2 separate regions of the Homo sapiens genome follow, and region 1 is linked to region 2. A link is a loop called in an ENCODE intact Hi-C map of the cell type or tissue named here. Cell type or tissue: PC-3. All regions are shown on one strand. Each heading gives the region's core, and the rest is flanking DNA. Links, peaks and the distances in the headings are about the cores only.

The links. Hi-C counts contacts between places; a loop is a spot of excess contacts. Peaks named below come from ENCODE experiments on the same cell type or tissue, not always from the same donor. Only the 100,000 strongest peaks of a DNase experiment are listed, where the experiment ranks them.
Region 1: a loop joins it to region 2, with 2.8 times the contacts of the local background. A loop is called at or near these places in 1 of 110 quality-filtered maps.

The regions. Positions count from the first base shown.
Region 1 is chr10:27,021,852-27,027,234 of GRCh38, forward strand. It overlaps ANKRD26 (ankyrin repeat domain containing 26), which reads right to left. Exons shown (of 34, transcript NM_014915.3): 28 at 2,596-2,708; 29 at 707-836. Among named protein-coding and RNA genes, the nearest start is that of ANKRD26, 76 kb to the right of the region's middle. In PC-3, for the core only: no CTCF peak of the experiment used is centred there; no DNase peak of the experiment used is centred there.
Region 2 is chr10:26,911,664-26,917,046 of GRCh38, forward strand. No RefSeq gene overlaps it. Among named protein-coding and RNA genes, the nearest start is that of FAM238C, 28 kb to the right of the region's middle. RefSeq lists an enhancer at 589-638. In PC-3, for the core only: no CTCF peak of the experiment used is centred there; no DNase peak of the experiment used is centred there; H3K27ac peaks cover 873 bases.

The DNA.
Region 1 (5,383 bases), core at 143-5,142, 110 kb after region 2:
AAATGTCTATTCATCTCCTTTGCCCACTTTTTAATGGGGTTGTTTTTTCCTTGTAAATTTGTGTAAGTTCCTTATAGATGCCGGATATAAGACCTTTGTTAGATGCATAGTTTGCAAAAATTTTCTCCCATTCTGTAGGTTGTCTGTTTACTCTGTTGATACTTCCTTTGCTCTGTAGAAGCTCTTTAGTTTAATTAGATTCTATCAATTTTTGCTTTTGTTGCAATTGCTTTTGGTGTCTTGGCCATGAAATCTTTGTCTGTTCCTATGTCCAGAGCTAGAAGCCATTATCCTTAGTAAACTAACACAGGAAGAGAAAACCAAATACTGCAAGTTCTCACTACTAAGTGGGAGCTAAATGATGAGAACACAGGGACACACGGAGGGGAACAACAGACAATGGGGCCTCCTAGAGGATGGAGGGTGAGAGAAGGGAGAGGAATCAAGAAAAATAACTAATGAGCACTAGGCTTAATACTTGGGTGACAAAATAATCTGTTTAACAAACACCCGTGACACAAGTTTAACTACATAACAAACCTGCCCATGTACCTCTGAACTTAAAAGTTTAAAAAAAGTTTTTTTATTAGTATCAAGTCCCTAAAGTTAAAAAAAAAAATCTTTATTTCACTGTTCAAAGCATTGAGAAGTCTATATTTCCCAAAATTAAGTGACTTTTTTGGTCCCAAAACTTATTAAAAATTACCTTATGTTTTAGCTTATTAATCTGAATATCCATTTCAAATTGACTAGTTTTTAAATCTCCATGGAAACTAAATTCTCCATTTTCATATTCATTTAACTTCTTTCTTGTCATTTTTAAGAGGTTCTTAAATCTGCAGGAAGGTACAAAATGAGTAACTCAAGTTTTAAAAAGGCAAACATTTAATAATTATTTAAACAGATATTATGTTTTAGCATGTAAGAAAAACAAATGAATCATGATTCTCTCGTTTATTTCAATCTGACATAGTTTGAAAACACTCTAATGAAATTATAATCTTAGGTAAATAATGTGAAGAAAAATTATATGACATATATGGCAGATAAAGAGTTAACATTAAAATCACATGAAGTTTTTATAAATAAATTATTCCTATCCATTTTAGTATGTTAATATAAAACATTAACTTATTATCAAATATTAGCTATAAACCAGAGATCAGAGTCCAAGGTGAAGAGGAAAATCATACTTAGGCTGGACCAGTGGCTCATGCCTAAAATTCCAGCACTTTGGGAGACCGAGCCAGGCGGATCACTTGAGCTCAGGAGTTCAAGACCAGCCTGGCCAACATGGTGAAACCCTGTCTCTACTAAAAATACAAAAATTAGCCAGGCGTGGTGGTGCATGTCTGTAATCCCAGCTATTCAGGAGGCTGAGTTGGGAGGCGGAGCCAGGAGAATGGCTTGAACCCAGGAGGTGGAGGTTGCAGTGGGCCGAGACTGCACCACCACACTCCAGCTTGGGCAACAGAGAGATTCCAGGGAAAAAAAAAAAGAAAAGAAAAGCATACACATACTTATACATGAATGGTTGAAAAAGACACAAAAATACATTTGATATCCGTTGACCACTGTTTATAAGAAGAAAAGTACAAAAAAAAAAAGAAAGTACACACAAAAAACATCAAGATCATTCAAAGTAGATAAGAGACAGGAAAGAAACATTTTTGACGTCTGAGTTAAGGGGAAAAGGAAACAGGCAGAGTTTTAGAAGAAAGGAAATGAGCAGAGAAAGCATGTATAAAGACACAAAGGCTGCTTTCAGAAGAGATCCAGAAATCTTTACTAGCACAACGTTAACAAAGTAAAAGGGATGCCAAACCACGTTAGAGAAAGACAATGAGAGAAAAATAGTAATTAGAATCAGAACAAACGTAAGTACTCAGCAAATAAACAGAAAAGCAGCCATGTTAGGGGCTTCCAAGGCAATGGGTAACATTCCATTTTTAAATCTGGATAGTAGAAACATGATTGCTCATTTCACTCTTAAATCATACATACTTTTGTATATGTATGAGGCATATATGTTTTAAAACAAACAGAAGTTTAATAACATGTATACCTCAGGTATACATGGGGGATATCCATGGGAAATGAGTAAATTTTCATGATATATTTTATTACTACACACACACACACACACACACACACACAAAGAGGCAGAAAGAAAGCATAAGCTAAATCAAGATAATTTTTGATGCTTCCAAAGGATGACACAGATAGGTTTTTAGATATTAAAAGATTTGAATATCTTCTTTGAAGGGAAGGACACTACCAAAGAGAGAAAGATTACCAAAGAAAGTGAAAATATCTTCAGAAATAAAAGTTCAAAGTAAAAGATGAAGAGTGCAGTTGACATTATATGCCAAAGGCATTGTTACTGCTTTCAAAATCATTAAAGAATAAGTGTAATATTTAGGCATTCCAAAAGTTTCAGATTGTGCTGCAACTTTCTAAAACCATTTTAAAAGAGAATAATTTCATTAAGAAAAAGTAGATATTAAATGAATTTATATCTAGTTTTGAACAAAGTAAAATTATATTAAATCAATTAATGAATGGTTAAAATGATCTGAAATATTAAAATCTTACCCAGTTATCTCTCTTTCTAATTCAACATTTTTCTTCATTTCTTGATCCAAATTACATTCCAGTGACTGTTTTAATTCCATAAGTTTCTTTAATTGTTCCTTTTCATCTTCAGACTTTGAAACAAAATATTTTCAATTACTTTTAAAACTCTGGAAACACTTTTTTTCTTAAAACTATTATTTCTTATGAGTTCATGAGTAACATATGTTTAGGCATATAAAATGCAGTTTATAAACCTAATGGCAATAAGAACGGATTTGAAAAAATGACTTTTCTTAAAACAGCTCATATCTCTTTTCTGGAATTTAAATTACCAAAATTTGTTAAAAATAGAAGTTTTTACATATAAAATACTAAGTGTTAATGAAAATTCCTTTTTAAAAAGTTATTTTAGATGTACGTTCTCATTTCTGAAGTTGCTCTAGAAACACTGTCATCAGTAGTTCAAGATATTCCAGTTTTTGTTAAATCAAATCTTACTAAGACAATTTTTAGAAAACTTTCATCTGGTTCCCGTTACATTTTTTATACTCACCTGACTTCAAGATGAGCTATCTCTCATTCTCTATAAACATTCTTCTATGGGTTTCAATTTTTCCTGTTCTATTAACCATTTCTCTTTAAATAAAGTTTTTCTTCTCCACAATAAACAAAAACATAACTTTTGCCTGATTCTTGTGGCTTTTTTAATCAACCTGTTTTTCCATTGGACTCTCTTTTTTGTTTGTTTGTTTGTTTGTCTGTGACAGGGTCTCACTCTGTCAACCAAGCTGGAGTGTAATGGTGCAATCATAGTTCACTGCAGCCTTGAACTCCAGGGCTCAAGCAATCCTCCCACCTCAGCCTCCTCAGTAGCTAGGATAACAGGCATGCACCACCACATCGGCTAATTTATTTCATATTTTTTAGAGACAGAGTTTTGCTATGCTGCCCAGGCTGGTCTTGATTCCTAGTCTGAAGCGATTCTCCTGCCTCAGCCTCCTAAAGCACTGGAATTACAGGTGTCAGCCACTGTGCTCATCAGGCTCTAATATTTTTTAATACACGGTCTCATCTAGAGATCTACTTCTTCATCACTTGTCTTCTTTTATACTAAAATCTAATTTTCAGTCTTATAATTCTCATTTTAAAATTCTGAAAGTCATCAAGGCCCTATTTTTTAGTCTTTAATCTGCTTTACTTCTCAGCAGCAACTACTATCAGTGACCATACCCTCCCCTAGGCGTCTCTGACCTCACTTCATTTCTAAATGCAGCAACCCTTCATGCTGAGTCCTGTCCCCTTCCATTCCTCTTTTTTAAATTCTCTAAGAGCTCCTTAAATCTCAAGGCTTCATCCCAGATTCCCTAATCTAGATTTCCAGCCCAGACCTCTTTCCTGAGGTCTCTTCCTTCTGTTTCACTTCTCATAAACCATATTCTCAACCACACACTCATAAACCATTACTTGGTGCAGATTCCTTTTGTAGGTAGCTAATCTTGTACATTTTATGTTGATTCTTATTGGTGTTATTTTGAGTGTAGTGTTATTTTCTCATCTTGTGTGGGCACACTCACCCTTAGGATGTTGACCAGCATACTTTGTCTTTGTTTTTCTTTCATAATGCAAAACTTTTCCACAAGGGTCAGATTATTGATTGTTTGCCTTTGCTTTCTTTTGACTAATTCCCTTTTCCATAAAGACATGAGATGAGAACCTTCTGGAAAAGTTAGGGGCTATTGATGAGTTGGTTGAAAGCGGTCTCTATTAAATTTTTGATTCACAGTGTACATTTCAAAGTGACTAATAATTATATGCCATATTCCTAACTCATTTCTATGGGAATCTACAGAAAATCCCCCATTATTTTTGAATAAGCTTAGCAGGTTTTGAGTACTTTTACTAAATTTTCCATTTCTGAGATGTTGATATATTCCTGGATGACATCCATATAAGGGGATGTCCCCCACACTCTCATTCACAGGAGACTTCATATCAATATATTGTCATGTCACTTGTGTGAAAAGGATGCCAATAAAGTAGGACTAACACATGAAATCTAGAAAAAAAACTTGTCAATGTTTCTTCTGATAGGTGTATCTGTATAGGAGAGTAGCATAAATCTTCCTGTTGTGACTTAAAGAAACTCATTAGTAGAAGCATCAACCTCATTGCTCCACTTTAGTATTTACAATGCAACCTTCTGATCTTCATTTCTACACAGGAAAGTGTGAATGACCAGAGAATCCTGTTCTGCTTGTTAAACATCAAGCAGAACATCAATAAATAATCACTAAATTGGTACATCAATAAATTGGTATTGTGGATTACACGGCCATCCTTTCTGAGACTGGACTGTTAAGGTTTTGGTTTTTTTTAGTTTTTTTTTTTGAGATGGAGTCTCACTCTGTCACCCAATAGCACAATCTCGTCTCACTGTAACCTCCACCTTCTGGGTTCAAGCAATTCTCCTACTTCAGCCTCCTGAGTAGTAGGATTACAGGGGCCTGCCATCACGCCTGGCTAATTTTTGTATTTACAGTAGAGACAGGGTTTTGCCATGTTGGCCAGGCTGGTCTCAAACTCCTAACCTCAGGTGATCCACCCGCCTCGGCCTCCCAAAGTGCTGGGCATGAGCCACTGCGCCTGACAGGAACTGTTAAGGTTTTGAAAGACTGATGAACACAGATAAATGGGAAAAAAAGTTTCTGAATCTGCAATGCTAGGAGCACTGTGTTATTCTGTAATGTCCTGCTGGAGCAGCCATTTCTACTTTTTCACAGGTTTTTCTTTTTTAAAATCCAAAGAG
Region 2 (5,383 bases), core at 296-5,295:
CATATGTTATCATGTTATGTGACAATGCCTGAATAGAATTACCAATCAATTTATAGTAATAAAATTACTTTTTAAATTTCTGTCCTAATTGGCTTAGAAAGAAAGAAGCACACACATAAAATAAATCTTCCTAAATTTCCATTCAACTGTCTTTCACGTTCACATGCGTTGGATAAATCTTTGATACAATGCCTGCCTAAGAAAACTCAGGGCTGCAAAAATAACCCATTGTTTGTTCTAGCCAACACCTGAAGATAGGGCCCCTGTCTTCCAGTCTCTGTGGGAGAGTAGGAGCCTAGTTAACTTCAATAAGTGCTGGTTAACCCAGATGGCTGTCACATTTCACTTTCACTGACAATTTTCACTTCCCTAATTCCACTGAGCCCCACTCATTCCCCTCATAATTCCTTCATTCTCCCTTTAAAACACCCACTCACCTCTGTATAAATTGTAGTTGGGGTCAGTTCATCCTGGACTCTTGCTCAACCTTCAGGAGTCAGAGAAAAAACATCTAAAGGGAGTGGGAGAAAAATCAGACAAAATGTGTCAATAAAGTCAGTAGCAGAAGAAAGTGCTCGAGGAAGGAGAAGTGTTCATTCTATTAAATGAGAAGGAGGTCACTGGTGACCCTGGGGTAGGGTGATGAAGGTGAAAGCCAGATTGGAAGAGGGCAATGAGGCGGGAGGCTGTTAGGAATACATTGTCCAGGGCCTTACTTGTTTCACTAGGAAAACTGGAATTAGTCCAATCAGCATTGGGAGCTAACAGATTTCCACCTACCAGGGGGATATAATTGTTTTTGTAATACAGAGACTTAACTTGGCAGCAGTGTGTGAGGTAGATGGGCCGTGTTCGGAACAAGACTGGCAGTAGGAATGCAATTTAGAGGTCTATGGCCATAATCCAGTTAATAGAGGGCCATCACTGAATAGCATTTAAGCAAGATATATAAAGGAAACTGATCCAGCCTCTTTCTCTCATGCTTTACCCCCCACATGTACATTAAATCATCATCTTTCTTCATTTCCACTTTATATAAGGTACCACATTTTAAGAAACATCCCTTTAGAGGAGAAGTTTCCCTCCACCCTCAATGGCTTCTAAAATAAAATATAATGTTCCCAGTAAAATAATTGTGGAAAGAAGTCTAGCTATTTTAAAAAGAACTACTAGGAAATAAAAACATTCAACTTTTCAAAACTCAAGGCAGGCAAACAACTGACAGGTTCACAATCTACTCAGTATTGAAGTTCATTTCCTATTAATAAGACATTTACTGAAGAAACACAATTATGATGCATTTTAATATATTCTAAAATTAATTTTATCACGCAATTAATTAGGACAATAAAATGCTTTCTTTTAATTGACATAGGAAGCAAATGAGGGCCCTTAGGATGCTTCACGTATTACTCATTTGAAAAAGGAGTGGAGCAACTGAAACCATAGACCAGACTTTGAAATGATTAATGGTAATAAGTAATAAAAATATCCATTCCAGTATGTTTTTTGTTTTTTGTTTTTAGCTTTCCCCTAGACACTTTTCTAAAACAAGAGGACACGTCAAAAACACTTTTGAAAATTGATAGTGCTTTAGAATTAGTGAACAACATTCCAGAAATATAAATTTGACTTAGTTAAAGGGCATAAAAATAAAACTTTCAAGACAAGCCTAAATGATCTATAATGTTGTTAAAACAAAAGCAGATAGACACTCTTACTCCAGCAGGAGCTGGAGTAAGATCAAGACCATCCTGGCCAACATGGTGAAACCCCGTCTCTCCTAAAAATACAAAAACTAGCTGGGCGTGGTGGTGCACGCCTGTAATCCCAGCTACTCAGGAGGCTGAAGGAGGAGAATTGCCTGAACCAGGGAGTTGGAAGTTGCGGTGAGCCGAGATCGCGCTACTGCCCTCCAGCCTGGAGACAGAGCGAGACTCCATCTCAAAAAAAAAAGGCCAGACGCGGTGGCTCACGCCTGTAATCCCAGCATTTTGGGAGGCCGAGGCGGGCGGATCAAGAGGTCAGGAAATCGAGACCATCCTGGCTAACACGGTGAAACCCCGTCTCTACTAAAAAAATACAAAAAAAAATTAGCCGGGCATGGTGGCAGGCGCCTGTAGTCCCAGCTACTTCGGAGGCTGAGGCAGGAGAATGGCGTGAACCCGGGAGGCGGAGCTTGCAGTGAGCCGAGATGGCACCATCGCACTCCAGCCTGGGTGACAGAGCGAGACTCCGCCTCAAAAACAAAACAAAACAAAAAAAGTCAGCTCTTTGTAAAAGTCTATCTCTTTGTAAAAGTTAATTCATAATATGCCATTGCCAATAACTGAAGATGGTATCAGTGTTCTCTAGATGTTTAAAATATTGTAAGACATTTGTTCATATACAAATTGTTAATTATCTTGTTTGCTTTTCGGCTTTTTTTTTTTTTTCTTTTTAGATGGAGGCTCGCTCTGTCGCCCAGGCTGGAGTGCAGTGGCGCGATCTCAGTTCACTGCAAGCTCCGCCTCCTGGGTTCACGCCATTCTCCTGCCTCAGCCTCCCGAAGAGCTGGGACTACAGGCACCCGCCACCACGCCAGCTAAGTTTTTTTGTATTTTTAGTAGAGACAGGGTTTCACCGTGTTAGCCAGGATGGTCTCGATCTCCTGACCCCGTGATCCACCCGCCTCGACCTTCCAAATTGCTGGGATTACAGGCGTGAACCACCACGCCCAGCAGCTTTTGGGCTTTTTAAAAAGAATTAAGGGCTACTCCTTTTAGTAAACATGTACACTCTCTGTATTGAAAAAATCAGATTGTGAATTGACTTGCTATCCTTTCCTTCAATCCAAACTTTAGCCTTGAATGCAAAAGTGGCACGGGATTCGGAGTAAATTAAGTGAAAAGAGAAATGTTCAGTAGCAACAGAAGAAAATTAATGCTAATAACTCATTTTTAAAAAGCAACATATTGGCCAGGCATGGTGGCTCATGCCTGTAATCCCAGCATTTTGGGAGGCAGAGGCGGGTGGATCACATGAGGTCAGAAGTTCGAGACCAGCCTGGACAACATGGTGAAACCCCGTTTCTATTAAAAATACAAAAAACGAGCCGGGCCTGGCTGGTGCCAACCTGTGATCCCAGATACTCGGGAGGCTGAGGCAGGAGAATAGCTTGAACCCAGGAGGCAGGGGTTGCAGTGAGTCAATATGGCGCTACTGCACTCCAGCCTGGGGCACAGAGCGAGACTCTGTCTCAGAAAAAAAAGAAAAGAAAAAAGAATGCTTATGCTTAGGATTTAGGCTGAACTACCATTTAAATAATTGTCTCTATTGTATCCTTTCATTCTTCCTTTCCTAAGATTCCACATAGATTTTGTAGAGAAGTCCAAACTCAGCACCATTTGTTTACATTACTAAGGTCTTTAAAATTTTAAATAGATTTAAGTATTTACTTTAACCAAAACTAAATGCCTAGAGACTTACTTGTCTCCACAGAAAATGAACTTAATTCATATTTGTCTCAAACACTTGCCAAAACCTTAAGCTTAAACCCATTTTACAATGCAAGTAGTGGTTAACTATTTTGTGCATGTCTTTTTGTCTTTTCTGCCATTTTCTTAGCCAGATGTGCCAATATTTTTAAAAGATCAAAGGTTTATCCAAAATAAAGAGAAACTACAGGATTTTTTTCTCAGATTCAGTCAAGACCTGGTAAGACAGATCATTTAGGGCAAGCTTTGATCTTCTCAATGTTTATATCAGCTGAAAGGAACACCTGCACACTCAGAGTCTTTCCTAGTGATTAAATAATTTGATTTTAATTAAAAATTCACAGTAAGGAATTGGAAGAAAATGCTGGATTTCAATATACCATTTTCTCCTTCCTTTTGTTGTTTTAATGGCATAATATGCTATGTATAAGGTCAACAAGAGTAGAGACGAAAAGAACAAGTTTGGCGAGGTGCGGTGGCTCACAACTGTAATCCCAGCACTTTGGGAGGCCAAGGCGGGCGGATCACGAGGTCAGGAGGTTGAAACCATCCTGGCTAACATGGTGAAACCCCGTCTCTACTAAAAATCCAAAAAAAAAAAAAAAAAAAAAAAAAAATTAGCCAGGCGTGGTGGCAGGTGCCTGTAGTCCCAGCTACTTGGGAGGCTGCGGCAGGAGAATTGATTGAACCCAGGAGGTGGAGGTTGCAGTGAGACGAGATTGCACCACTGCACTCCAGCCTGGGTGACAGGGCGAGACTCCATCTCAAAAAAAAAAAAAAAAAAAAAGAACAAGTTTATAATTGTGGTTATATTGTCTCCTAACCTAGGAAAAAATGACAATATTGACATTAAAATTGTGCATTGTATATAATTTCCTGTGCTTTTAGTCATACTATTATCTGAGATCTTTTGTGCCTCTGGCTTTCATGGGATTTTTTTTTTTTTTTTTTTTTTTTTTTGAGACAGAATCTCACTCTGTCACCAGGCTGGAGTACAGTGGCGCGATCTCAGCTAACTGCAACCTCTGCCTCCCGGGATCAAGCGATTCCCCTGCCTCAGCCTCCCAAGTAGCTGGGATTACAGGCATGCACCACCATGCCCGGCTAATTTTTTGTATTTTAGTAGAGATGGGGTTTCATCATGTTGGCCAAGATGGTCTCGATCTCCTGACCTTGTGATCTGCCCACCTTGGCCTCCCAAAGTGCAGGGATTACGGGCGTGAGAGCCACAGCGCCCGGCCTAATTTTTTTTTTTTTTTTGGAGACGGAGTCTCGCTTTGCCGCCCAGGCTGGAGTGCAGTGGTGCCATCTCAGCTCACTGCAACCTCCGCCTCCCGGGTTCAAGCAATTCTCCGTCCCAGCCTCCTGAGTAGCTGGAATTACAGGCGCCCGCCACCGTGCCCGGCTAATTTTTTTGTATTTTTAGTAGAGACGGGGTTTCACCATCTTGGCCAGGCTGGTCTTGAACTCCTGACCTTGTGATCCATCCGCCTCAGCCTCCCAAAGTGCTAGGGTTACAGGTGTGAGCCACTGCCCCAGGCCTAGTGTGTCATTTTTAATGTTACCCATAACCAGCCTTAGAATCGTGTGGGAGTTTTTGTTTCTTTTGAAAGATGTGATTCTAAAAATCAAATTAACTTTTTTAGAACATAAAATTTATCAAAGCAAGGACATTTCTAAAAGAAATACTTGAAAAGAACAGTTGATCAGTGAATTCACCAGTAAGTTTAAGTCAATTTAAAATTAACTTAGCAAATGATATGTTCATAGCACTCTGTGGACCAGTAGGGAATACAAAAATGAAAAAATCCTGACACTATTTTAACAGTGGAGAGAGACAGGTCATTAACTTACTAAAATGTAAGGTAGGATAATGTAAATGCTAAATTATGACATATACAATAAAG